2 separate regions of the Homo sapiens genome follow, and region 1 is linked to region 2. A link is a contact called in ENCODE Hi-C or POLR2A ChIA-PET data. All regions are on one chromosome and are shown on one strand. The core of a region is the stretch at or near the end of the contact, and the rest is flanking DNA. Distances in the headings are between cores, read along the strand shown.

Evidence for each region. A loop is a pair of places that touch in the nucleus more often than their neighbours do. ChIA-PET counts read pairs that join two places held with the same protein, here RNA polymerase II (POLR2A). Pooled maps may share reads with other maps.
Region 1: a loop to region 2 is called in a map of CD4-positive, alpha-beta memory T cell, with 5 times the contacts of the local background. The contact joins the promoter of C10orf143 here to the enhancer-like site in region 2. A Hi-C loop is called at or near these places in 4 of 168 maps with a recorded cell type or tissue (CD4-positive, alpha-beta memory T cell, CD8-positive, alpha-beta T cell, GM12878 and 1 more), 8 of 37 single-sample maps with no recorded cell type and 21 of 50 pooled maps. POLR2A ChIA-PET finds 5 or more read pairs at or near these places in 1 of 52 experiments (Panc1).

The regions. Positions count from the first base shown.
Region 1 is chr10:130,108,507-130,114,830 of GRCh38, forward strand. It overlaps C10orf143 (chromosome 10 open reading frame 143), which reads right to left and starts at 2,324. Exons shown (of 4, transcript NM_001355042.2): 1 at 2,198-2,324. The coding sequence starts at 2,266. LOC102724883 (a long non-coding RNA gene) reads left to right here and starts at 2,787. Exons shown (of 3, transcript NR_188169.1): 1 at 2,787-3,610; 2 at 4,812-4,876. It also overlaps the pseudogene CTAGE7P. RefSeq lists enhancers at 529-788, 1,379-1,488, 1,649-1,828, 2,689-3,018, 3,499-3,628 and a silencer at 2,019-2,398.
Region 2 is chr10:129,884,758-129,890,590 of GRCh38, forward strand. The region is part of intron 6 of EBF3 (EBF transcription factor 3); the gene reads right to left. Among named protein-coding and RNA genes, the nearest start is that of EBF3-AS1, 31 kb to the left of the region's middle. Within about 2 kb of position 4,559, at least 2 of the 41 ENCODE cell types and tissues checked have a DNase peak (open chromatin) inside an H3K27ac peak, as active enhancers do.

The DNA.
Region 1 (6,324 bases), core at 1,074-3,573, 220 kb after region 2:
CTGCTGTTACTTAAGTGATTACACTTTTGCTCAAATTGAAACTTAATGGAATTATAATTCTTAGGATAGTATTTTGTAAATAAGGATGATTTAAATATGAATCTTATAAGTAAATTATTTCCATTGTATTTTATTCGATAGTATAACTATTTTAATTTGATTAATCCACTATTATAGAAACAACAGTGGGAGTTTTACGTATGTAATCTTGCAGGTGGGGAGGCTTTAAATTCTAAAGGCTGTGTCTTTATGCCAACAACTGTATTTACTGTAGGTGTAGACAAATGTGAAAGTAACTTTATGCTTAAATAAATTTTAGTTGATTAAAGAAATTCAGATAATCCACATGATAACCATTCAATCACTAGCAGTATTTGCCACGTCTCCACTAAACGTCTCAAAGTCGCAGAAAACACAGCATGGCCTAACAGGAGCTCTTCATTGCCTCCACACCACTCTTCTCTCAAGGAGCAGCAGTACTGCCCTCGCAGGGCTCAAGTCAACCCCTACAACACCCTGGACTCCACTCTTCACATTACCCTGCCACTGCCACTCCATCAGTGAGACTGTCTGCTCTCCCTCTACACAGTCACGTCTCTCTAGTGTCACCACCCCACTGCCCTCTCTTGTGCAAACCTCTGCCACTTCTCCTCTGACACACTACTGTAGCCACAAGCCTTGCCTCCCTGCCTGCACCCTGATCACACCTTTCATTTTCCAGGGCAGTGAAGTAAGGTCTCAACACATCAGCATAATCATGTCACTTTTCTGTTTGTTTTTCTGCCATCTGGTAGCACAGTAGCAGTGAGCCACCCTTGGCTATGCAGAGGAGGGTGACACCCAGGGGATGGTGTGAGGGGAAGGAACTTAGGTCCCCGCATATCCCCTGATCTGGGTACCACCAGCCCTACGCCTATATTTAGTGACCCTGGGCTCCACCCCACTGGACTGCTCACGTCCATGCTGTTCTGTGCAGGAGAATCAAACTTCCATCTTGTTAGGGCCAGCGTGCTTTGAAGGCTCTTGGTTACAAAAGCACCCTAACCTGCTATATTACTGTACTATACTATTACTATACTACATTACTATACCATATTATTACTATATTACTGGGGTAACCTGCACCCTAGTAATATAACAATTGGTACCTGGAGGAGGGGTGCGGCTGTGATAGAAACCTAAGTGGTACTGGCTTCACGGCCAGGCAGTGAGTAGTGAGGAAAGAGATGGTGCAGGGTAGAAAGCTAGTCATTCCCGCTACGCAGTAAAGACATCTAAAAAAATGCTGCCTGTATTAACTGGGAAGACGGATCCTGCACTTACCAAGCCTGTGTAGCTCTAGAAGAAAAAAAAAAGCAAATATGCGGTATGTTGGCTGCTCACTGCTGCCCCTAGCGAGGAACTTTGAAATAAACGAGGTTAAGTAAGAACTGGCCAATTTGCAAGCAGAGGTGGAAGATAAAATACAGGAATGCCAAGCAGCTCTGTCTTCCAGCTCCAATCCTGCAGTACTTCTTTCAGTGCCCCTAAGACGCTAAGCTCCTTCCTCCAACACTGTTTTTTGTCACCTCCCATCCTGCCTACCCCCGGTCATCCTTCAAGTCTCACACATACCTGACTTACCCACGCACCCTGGGATCTTGTGCAAGTCTCCCCATTACCATCTCATCTTACCCTCTGCTCATCAGTTAATGGACTCAGCCCAAGAAGCACTAACACGCTCAATGCCGGGTAATTTTCTGCGCGTGTTCGCTCCCCACGTACTCGTCCCCCAACACCCAGCCCTGGGCCTGGCACGTGGCAGGCGCTCAGTGAACGAGACTCAGGAACAGTCAGGTGTAGACGGCAGGAGAAGACATGACACGGATACCAAGCACCCGAGGTCCTGCAATGAGTCTCGGCCCATGTTTTAGGGAGCCTGGGTCTGGAGCCCCAGTGAGCGTGTGGGTCAGGAAGGTGCCCGAGCTCCGCGCCCGACCGCGCAGGCGCGAAACCGGGAGAGCGGCGTCACAACCCCGCCCTAACAGGCCACGCCCATCACTGGCCACGCCCTCCCAGGGACGTACGCGAGCGTGCGAGTGTCTTGGGCCAGGCCTCCTCACAGGCAGGGCCGCGCCGGCAAAAACGAGGCGCGGTGGGAACCCGCCCAGGGGCCATCCGCCCTCCCGTCCCTAACGCCCAGGCCCCGGGGGCTCACCACGTCCCCCGGAACCTGCAGATCCTCCGCCCTCCGCTGTCGCCAGCGGCCGAGCGCTAAGCTGTCCATGCAGCCCCAGGGTCAAACCCTCCCGGCATCTCAGGCCTGGCCGAGGCCCGCGCACCACGCCCCCTTCCGCACAAGGCCCTGGGGAGCCAATAAGGAGAGGGAGGGGCGGGACGCCGCGGGAAGCGCGAGAGCACCAAGGCGAGGACCGCAGGCAGGAGTAGCAGAGACCAGAGTCTTCTGAGACTATTGGGATGCTGTGGGCGTTGTCCGTCTGCCCCAAGTCATTACTTCGCAGAGAGGTCCCTGCATATCTCTGCTTGTCGCTTCTCCCTTCACAGGAGCAGCCGTGGGGCTCTAAAGAAAGCATTCTTTCAGGATCCCGCCAAACTTTTGACAACACCCCGTGGATCGGCTGGAGGAGCGCCCGCCTCCTCTGTCTTATGATTGGTTGTTAGGCCTCGTGGGGAGCCGTCTCCCTGTGGCTGGTTGGCTAATAGATGGCGCAGCGGGTCAATTAGCTTGAGCGAGACAGCGGGTGTTTCTGGGAGTTGTGGTCCGCAGGGCTGCCTCGCTTCCGGGTGGGAGCTGCTGTTGCCGCGGTGGGAAGACGCAGAGCTTTCAGGCCAGCCCCGCGCGGCTCACGGCTTTTGTGGCTGGTGGCTGGTGGCTGCTGGTTGGGAGGCCCCGGAAGGACTTCTACTCCTCCGTAGGCTGGAGGGCACTAGGAGGTCGCAGGTGCTGAGCTGCCGGGGCCTTTGGGCTGTGCTGAAGGGGAAAAGCGCAGCCACTGTCGGGAGTGTGTGCTGTGGAGGCAGTTGCCGCGGTGATGTTCGCTCCGCCTGGCCCCTGCCGGGGATTCAGCCAACCAACCCTCAACAGCCGGCGGCGGCTCAGTCTCTGGCCCGGCGCGGTGCTGAGCACCACTGAGCCCTCATCTTAGGGCACCGAGGCCCGGACTCCTGCAGCCGCATGTCCAGGCCCCTCCTGCCTTAGCACGGAGCTCCCTTGACTGCTCCAAACAGCCCAGACTGGCGCCTTTTTTGGATAAATTAAAACGGGGCCAATCCGTTGCCAGCGATTGGCTAACGATGGGTACACGACCTAGTACGGGCCAGGGAGAAGTAAGCGAGGTCTGTTGAGGCAGAGTTTCGGGAAAGATCTTCTAGTTAAAAGGGGAGTTGGGTGGGTGGGGGCTGTTTTCTTCCTGTTGTCCTTGCCCAGTGTAAGTTTCCTGGAGCTGCAGCAGCCTTTTTGTCACCATGAGGGCAGCTGGTGGGAACCCTAGGAAAGCAGGAAATCACCTAGAGCCGGAACAGCCTGAGCCTCTGAACCAACCCACAGCTGACTACCCGTCACTTTGTCGTGTCTCTGTGATTTGAGTCCATCATTCTGCTGCAGTTGAAGGTATCCTTTGACAAAGCCCTGTTCTTAACCATTATGGTGAAACGCATGAATCCCTCTTCGGGCTATTTGCTGCATGATCCTCAGCAAATTAAATAGTTAATCTCCCTCAGTTTCCTCATTTATAAAGGATAGGATGATAAAGCATAGAGATCGTGAGGATTACATGAGGCATTTACCTAGAAGATACTTAGAACAATGCTGGACACAAACTAAGTACTTAACAAATGTAACATTTCTCCTATTAGTTAGTACTCCTAAGACTAATTATGCCACCACTGATTCACAGTCCCTTATCAAAAACCTTTCAGGCCAGATGTGTTTGTGAAATTCAGAATTTTTTGAATGTTTAAAAAAGGTGAGATATATTGTATGCCCCCGTAGTCAAACAATGTTTCTATAGCAGAAATGTGTGAGTATTCACAAATATTCACCCTAAGTGGGATATATAAAGGTTGTAAATAGGGCCAGGCACAGTGGCTCATGCTTGTAATCCCAGTACTTTGGAAGGCCAAAGCGGGAGGATTGCTTGAACCCAGGAGTTTGAGACCAGCCTCGGCAACACAGTGAGACCCCCGTCTCTACAAAATAAAAATAACAAAATTAGCCGGGCACTATGGCGCCCACCTGTAGTACCAGCTACTCAGAAGGCTGAGGTGGGAAGATTGCTTGGGCCTGGAAGGTTGAGGCTGCAGTGAGTTGGCTGTGATCACACCACAGCACTCCAGCCTGGCCAATAGAGTGAGACCCTGTCTCAAATAAAATAAATACAATAAATAAATAAAGGTTGTAAATAGTCTCATATCAGTTCAAATGAGTTTACTCCAAGCGTGGGGAAAAACTAATTTGGAGGACTTTCTGCATTTCAGAATTGAAAATAAGGTATGTTGTAGGCCTCTCAAAATGCTTGTCTTGCAGTTTAGATTAGATGACTTGCTTTGTTACCCACTTTTGATTCGCTGGCCTTTATACTGATGGCTGCTTTTCAGATGTGTATAAGAACAAAATTTCAACAAATTTAGTTTCAAAGATCTGATTGGTTTTTAATAGCATTGCATGCACCAGGCAGTCTACAAGATAGAAAGGTGCTCCAATGAGGACCGAGTGGGTGAGTTTGACAGGCAGGAAAAAGTGGAGGAAAGCAGGAAGAATGAACAAATAGCAGATCAGTCATTTCAAGGTTACTTTCCTTATAGAGGTGTAGACGAAATCTTGGTGTAATGTAATTTGGCTTTCATCCCTCTCCTGATTTCTCAGAAGATCTTACAAGTAAGCAACCCAGGTTTCAGTTTGGTAGCATGAATCCTTAGCATTTAGTGACTCCAGTTTTGGTCTGCTGTCTTTCTTAAATGGATGCATGAGGCAACCATTGGGTACTGGGGGGGGGACTGCTTAGCTTAGGAATGAGATACAGCAATAGGTATATTTAGAAGGATGCAGTTTAGCTTAGCACAGTATTTACCAAGCATCAGTCACTTGGGTACTAACTGCAAGATGTATGCTAAACCTCTCCTATTATTTACATAGTATATTTATTTAAATTCTCAATATCTTAAGTTTGAAAAACTTTAAAAATAATATGTGACATCTATAAAGTGATGGTTTGAATGCTCACTATTTTAATATGTTAAATAGATTAATTATTAGAAGAAAATATGGGAGGTCAGGCACAGTGACTTATGCCTGTAATCCCAGCACTTTGGAAGGCCAAGACAGGCGGATTGTCTGAGGCCAGGAGTTCAAGACCAGCTGGCCAACATGGCAAAACCCTGTCTCTGCTAAAAATACAAAAATTAGCCAGGCATGATGGCGCATGCCTGTAATCCCAGCTTTTTGGGAGGCCAAGGCAGGAGAATTGCTTAAACCCTAGAGGCGCAGGTTGCAGTGAGTCAAGATCACACCGCTGCACTCCAGGCCTAGGCGACAAAACAAAACTCTATCTCAAAAAAAAGAAAGAAAGAAAAATTGGCCAGGCACAGTGGCTCCAGCCTGTAATCCCAGCACTTTGGGAGGCCAAGGCAGGTGGATCACAAGGTCAGGAGATGGAGACCAGCCTTGCCACCATGGTGAAACCCTGTCTCTACTAAAATACAAAAAATTAACCAGGCATGGTGGTGGCGGCACGTGCCTGTAGTCCCAGCTACTCGGGAGGCTGAGGCAGGAGAATCTCTTGAACCTGGGAACCTGGGAGGCAGAGGTTGCAGTAAGCCGAGACCACGCCACTGCACTCCAGCCTGGGTGACAGAGTGAGACTCCGTCTCAAAAAAAAAAAAAAAAAAAAAGTAAAGAAAATATGGGAAAACTTCATGATATTGGATTCTTGCATATGACACCAAAAGCACAGTCAACAAAAGAAAAAAATAATTTGGACTATATCAAAATTTAAAATTTTGTACATCAAAGGACACTATTAATCCAGTGAAAAGGCAACCCAGGAAATGGAGAAAATATTTTCAAATCGCATATCTGATAAGGAGTTAATATCCAGATTATATAAAGAATACCTGGCTGGGTGCAGTGGCTCATTCCTATAATCCCAGCACTTTGGGAAGCCGAGGTGGGTGGATCACGAGGTCAGGAGATCGAGACCATCCTGGCCAATATGGTGAAACCTCATCTCTACTAAAAATACAAAAATTAGTCGGGCGTGGTGGTGTGTGCCTGTAGTCCCAGCTACTCAGGAGGCTGAGGCAGGAGAATTGCTTAAACCTGAGAGG
Region 2 (5,833 bases), core at 3,309-5,808:
ATGTAAATGTAGATGTATGAGGATTTGAAAATATCCACGGCTTGACTTGCAGTTCAACAACGACTGGCCTTTGTCTGGGGATTCTGGCTCTACTGTAGCCGAGCCCGTCTCTAGTGGACTCCAGCTATTTTACTTCCCTCCGCTGTAGTAACCACACCGCATTAACAATATTTGTACTACAATCGCCAAGGGACCCACTTCCCAGATTCTATCACTTCTTTATCTCCTGACAAATACCTCACTATCGAACATTATTAGGTTTAGAAAATTAACCCTTCACAGCCTAGAGCCACACTAGGCCCCACCGTCCCTCCAAAGAGCCTTATCGCTAAATTTCTGCTATAATGGTTTTTCTTTTCATCACAATTTCAGCAGCGGCTGTCAAGAGGCACTTATAGATACCATGATCTTGTACTTTTGCAATGATTCTCATTAAAATGATGCCAAAGAGATCTGATGGGATTTAATGGCTTTGCCGGCCAGTTCAATATCCCCTTCCAGAACAGATCCCCGCCAAGTCCTCCGTTTGGAGAAATTTGTATGACTCGCATTAAACTTTTCCGGGTGGTTTTAATGTGTTCAGATAAGTAAAATCCAGGTAGACACTCTAAAGGCAAGTACATCCCAGAGCTACAAGCTTCGTCAGCCACCCCACTCCGCCCGCTGTCAGTGTTCTAGTTAGTATTTTCTGCAACTGCTCCGGATATTTCATGATAGTTTTGATAAGGTTATCTGTTTCAAAGAAGTCAACTGCACAACACAAAAGAAATGTGAAGTGCACTATATTTACACTAGGGTTCTTGTTTCAAGTGCCTATCTTTCTTTCCCCCCTTTACCTATTTCTCTATTTCTAATGGGCAATGCAGCACTGACATTATTTCCCCAGCAGATCACGCGCCCTGTCAATCAGTCTGTATTTTGTCTTTCGCTGCGGGCTCATTAAAACAGCTTCCTCTCTCCCTCTGGACACTGTTCTATTTGCCAGCTCTGATCACGAAGCTCCTTATTTAAGAAAAATGCCAGCATCACTTGGCTCACAACAGACGCACCCCCCTGACTTGTTGCCAGCTCCAGGGGAGGCTTTTACAGGTTATGCAGAGATTAAGTGCCTATGCTTATCCCAACTTAGGGTTTCAAGCCTCTCCCACCATACGCGTGTGTGTTTTTAGGGATCTGAAGATCACGGGAATGCTTCTTTCGCCATCCTGATTCCTGATGGCTGGGGAGGTCATTCTCAAAATAAATGTGGGTGAGGGGGTGTTGTTTTTGGTTTTAATTTTTTTTTTTTTTTTTTTTTTTTTTTTGCTTCCCATCTCCAAGTGGGAAAGATCTTGTTAATCCTTTCCTCCTCGGATGTACATTTCCCCCATCCACACCAGCTTGCTTAATTAAGAACTATCATCTTTGTAGGCTGAATTATTAATAAAAAAATCACATTTTAAATCAAGCCTGTGCATGCACGGAGGACACCAGTGTTGGACCTGCCTATGCGGCTCTCTAGCCTTTTAGGTCCTGATTAAAAACTTATTAAAACATTATAAATGATTAATGGGCGCACAGCTCTGAGTGGCAATTATTAGTTTTAATGCAGGTAATGCAGCTTAATGAGGGGCACATGTGTGCAAAGCCTTAACTTCATTACTCCTGCGTGTCAACATATACAAGAGAAATGTGTGTACAGGTCATCCATTACTCGGAACAGCACCGAGCCCTCTCTCTTCACCTCCCTTTGTTGATGAGCCAGGAGCCATAAATTAATCCCGTTCTGTGGCTCGGGGAAGGACCAAGGTGTTAAAATCTCAGTAAACCCTGCTCGGCTCCCCACGCCACCAGGCAGCTGTGTTGGAATATTTCACAGATTATCTGTTCTGCGGCCCTCTGGTATGTGGGAATTTTTTTTTCCCTGGGATTTTTGCAGGTCGTCATTGTCTCTGCTCAGAAACAAGAGCTCCCGACATTCAGAGCTGACTGGGTTTCTTTCCCTTCTTGTTTTAAAAGGTCTGCAGGGGAGTTAGCTCCATCCTACCAGTGCCTAATTCACATTAGCACGGTTCTCCTAAATCTTCAGATGTGATTCCAATGTCTGTCCTTCTAACCGCTCCTCTCCTGTCGTGTGGGGTGCAGGAGACTATGTATGAGAGACACAGAGAGACGCACACTTGAGTGCCCCTGGTCAAGAAGGGGTTTTAACACTGGAATGCAGAAACAGAAGGAAATACCGATCAGCGCCTGGCTGCAACATGGAGATGTCAGGGTAAGCACAGGCCCGGGGAAGAGGCTGGGTGGGGGTTGTGGGCGGGGGGGGGGGGGAGGTGAATAGATGCATTTAGGATGCTGAGAGTCGGGGGCACTGGCCCACAAAGAAGCCCATACAAGTTGCAGCCCCACCTGGGACCCTCAGCCCTGGGCCTGCAACAGCCCACGGCTGGGGAGCATGCCACTCGGCCCAACTTTGCACGTCACCTTTCATTTTCTGTTTTTGTGACAAGCAGCTTGATCCAGCCTGATCTCCACTATCTGTTTGAAGAGTATTCAGGACTATTTGCATCATTTTATCGCTAATGTATAATATATGGCTCTAAAGTGAGCCCAAGCGCTGTCTTGTTACCGAGCATAAAAAAGTAAGGGCAATAAAGATACATTAGTTCTCTCAAGCACAGCGGCTATAATGCAAGCAAGAAAGGTTGCTGCTTACAGTTAAGAGGCAACCTTTCTGCCTGGCTAAGACAATGGAAGAGTAAAGAAAATGTCAAATCAAGAAAAGCTGGATTTAGAGATGAGGCAGCCCAGAATGACGTTGGTGCCATATTTTGTGGAACTATAATGCTGTTGGCAGCAAAGATCCGTGTTTCTGATTCATCTAGGGCCGCATGGCAAAGCTTTGTCAGTCTGTGCAAGGTATAAATAATTCAGGGTGAGAGATGGCAATTACAGGGCCCTGCACAACCAAAATGAATATTTTATGAGGACTAAAACTGCTCTGGAATGAATCATGCACATGGAGTCACACATGGCGAGTGGTGGGTTCGCACATGCCAGCCCCAAGAAGAGAGGCGCCGCGGCCCTGATCTCCTTTCAGAGCGTTGACTATAAACCTGGCGAATGGTAAGAGGCAAACAAAATCAGCTAACCCGCCCCCACGCTCCTCATAGATGCTCAGTCCCTAAAACGTCCAGTAGGGAAGCCCGGGACCATGCCATAGAAACTCCTTGCTGATCCATCCCAATCGGCCTCGTGGTTTGCTTATTTTTCTCCAATTGTTCAAACTATTGATAGGGTAAGCTGGGAACCTTCTCTTCGTGAGAAAAGGACTTGAATTTCTTGCACAGGGAGAAGAACAGTTTCGTTGTCCTCGATGGAACGTGGGCGTGCTCCAGGAAGGAGTTGCAGCGAGCATGCGTCACGCCCTCCGCGTGATTTTCCATTTTCCTGTCGGGGAGCAGCACCCGCTATGGCTCTTCCTCCGCCTTCTGGACCTGAACCTCACATGGTCCCAGTCAACAGACTGAAGGGCCCGAGGCGGTGGCTTTTGCGTCCTTAGATCCAAACTGGCGCGTCGAAGTTGCTTTCCTCGCTTTGAAAACTGGTAGACTCCTGATGGGGGCAGGATTTAAAGAGGTCGTTAAAGGCTGAAAGGAGGGTTTCATCTGTTACATTTCCTTCCAAAATGCTCCTGGTGAATTGCTAGAACAAATAACAACATTGTTCACAAGGCCGCGGAGGCCCAGTCCCACTGGTGAATGGCCATTGTGTTTGTCCAGCTACTGATACCTGCGCTTTTGTGGAGGAAAGAAGGCCGGGGCCACGACATCGGCGCAGCACAAGCATCCCTCTGTGCGGATGCCCAGAGCGGGTCCCGGCCGCGGTGGGAACCGAACACCAGATCCCTCTGAGAAGGTTTTCTTTAAATCCAGCTCCAATGCATTGTTTATGAAAACAAGGCTATTAGGTATATTAATAATTTGATAAATAGGGATTTGTCCTTAATTATTCATGAAGAACATTTGGCAACAGTAAAATTATATTCGCAGAACAGGTTTATAAACCAGCTAATTATAAATTAAGTATGCAAGAGAAAATTGCTAACCTTGAAATTAAAATATTTTATGATTCTGCAATTACAAAAAAAAAGGTAGGGAATTATCAAAACCCCAGTGTGGGCAGAGGGAGCAGCAGGCCTGGGCCTATACAGATGGTGGCGGCGCACAGGCCAGAGGCGTGACAGCAGAGGGGGTGGACCGGGAACCCCTGTCCCCTCCCCAACAGCCCCTCCAGTCGGGGTTTGTGCAACTTTCCAAGAGCTCATGGGAAGGAACCAGCAGCTGTCCACAAGGCAGCCCAGCATCTGCAGAAGGCCCTGGTCTGGTTCTTTGCAAAGGACATGGTGGTCCCCTCTGCTGGCCGCCAAAGCCCTGGCAGGTGAACAGAGCAGCATGTGCCCTGCAGAGAAGACCCCAACGCCCCTCCATGTCACTGCCCTCCCGCTGGGGCAGGGTCTACAGAGAGCATGGGGGCCAAAGGGACAAGGCCAGAGCTCGTGGCACAGGAGCGTGGTCCCGCTTGTCCCCACTAGAGGGCTTCTCGGACGGGCCTCAGCGGAAACCAGCAAACGCCAGGGTGGGCGGGCAGCCTTGGGCTGGGAGCAGCTCCTGCCTGCAACACACTTGGGACAGACCCCTCCTGCGGCTGGGCCGTCCCACTGATATGTGGGCTCTGCTGCCTGAGCACAGCTTTCTTGTCGGACGGTTCCATCATCCACCTGCTCCCCAAACTCTGCAGCCTCCCTGCACCCCCCACCCGCTAAACAGCCAGCAACACATTCCCAGTGAGTTCCACACACATTCCCTTGACTCATTTGATAAGAGAAGACAGATGCAGGGGAATCTTCCGTTCACTTTCTAATGACCAGATATCCTCACTCATAATTTGGGCAGAAGTTAAAAGAGGAAAACAACCAGGATAAATAATGAATGTCCTGTTGGGTGCAGGGAGGGGAAGTAGGCCATATTCCTCCACTTCTTTTCCCATGGCTATGTCACATCTGCAAAAAAAAAAAAAAAAAATGCAAACCGTAGAGGCTCAGGACATGCAGAGGCAGCCCCCGACCACTTTTACTACCCTGTAACTCAGTGACTCTTTCCACATTCCCTGAAATCAACGGGAAAATGAGCAAAGCCCATTGAAGTGCCTTTTTTTTTTTTTTTTTTTTTTTTTTTTTTGGTTATGAAGAGTCTTGACTTCCCTGAGAGTCAAAAGCCCCATTAATTGTTCATGTACCAGAGGTAGTGCAGGGCACACTCATGTGCCCGAGTCCTTACCCCGACGCTTGGAGACACAGCTGTGGGTCAGACAGCCAACCAATCAGGGAGGTCTCTGGGAACTCAGATAATGAAAATTTTTTCATGTATAAAATCCTTAATCAAAATGCGAGTGGTGTCATCTTGCAGTGCAGACACTGCAACTTAAAATTAATATACAACAGAACCTTCAGCAGAAGGAACATCCCCGGGCTGTGTGGTACAAGTGACCCTGAACTGTGGCCTGGACTGCCGAGACCCCAGGCGGCAGGCCGGCTCCAGGCCAGCATCGAGATCCCAGGGAAACAAGCTGTTGCTGCACCAGGATCCCCAAGGCCCGGAGGGACTCCAAAATGTGAGGGCAAATCGGCAAAGATGATGTAGCACAAAGAGCGCCATTAACACCATAAGGTGTGACGTGCACAGCGGGGCCTCCGCCAGCCTAATACTGGGCACGGCTTTAAGGCACCGTCAACCAATTAGTTTAACTCGATCAGCTAGTATCTAAAGAATATTTTTATCATTTGGAATAGACT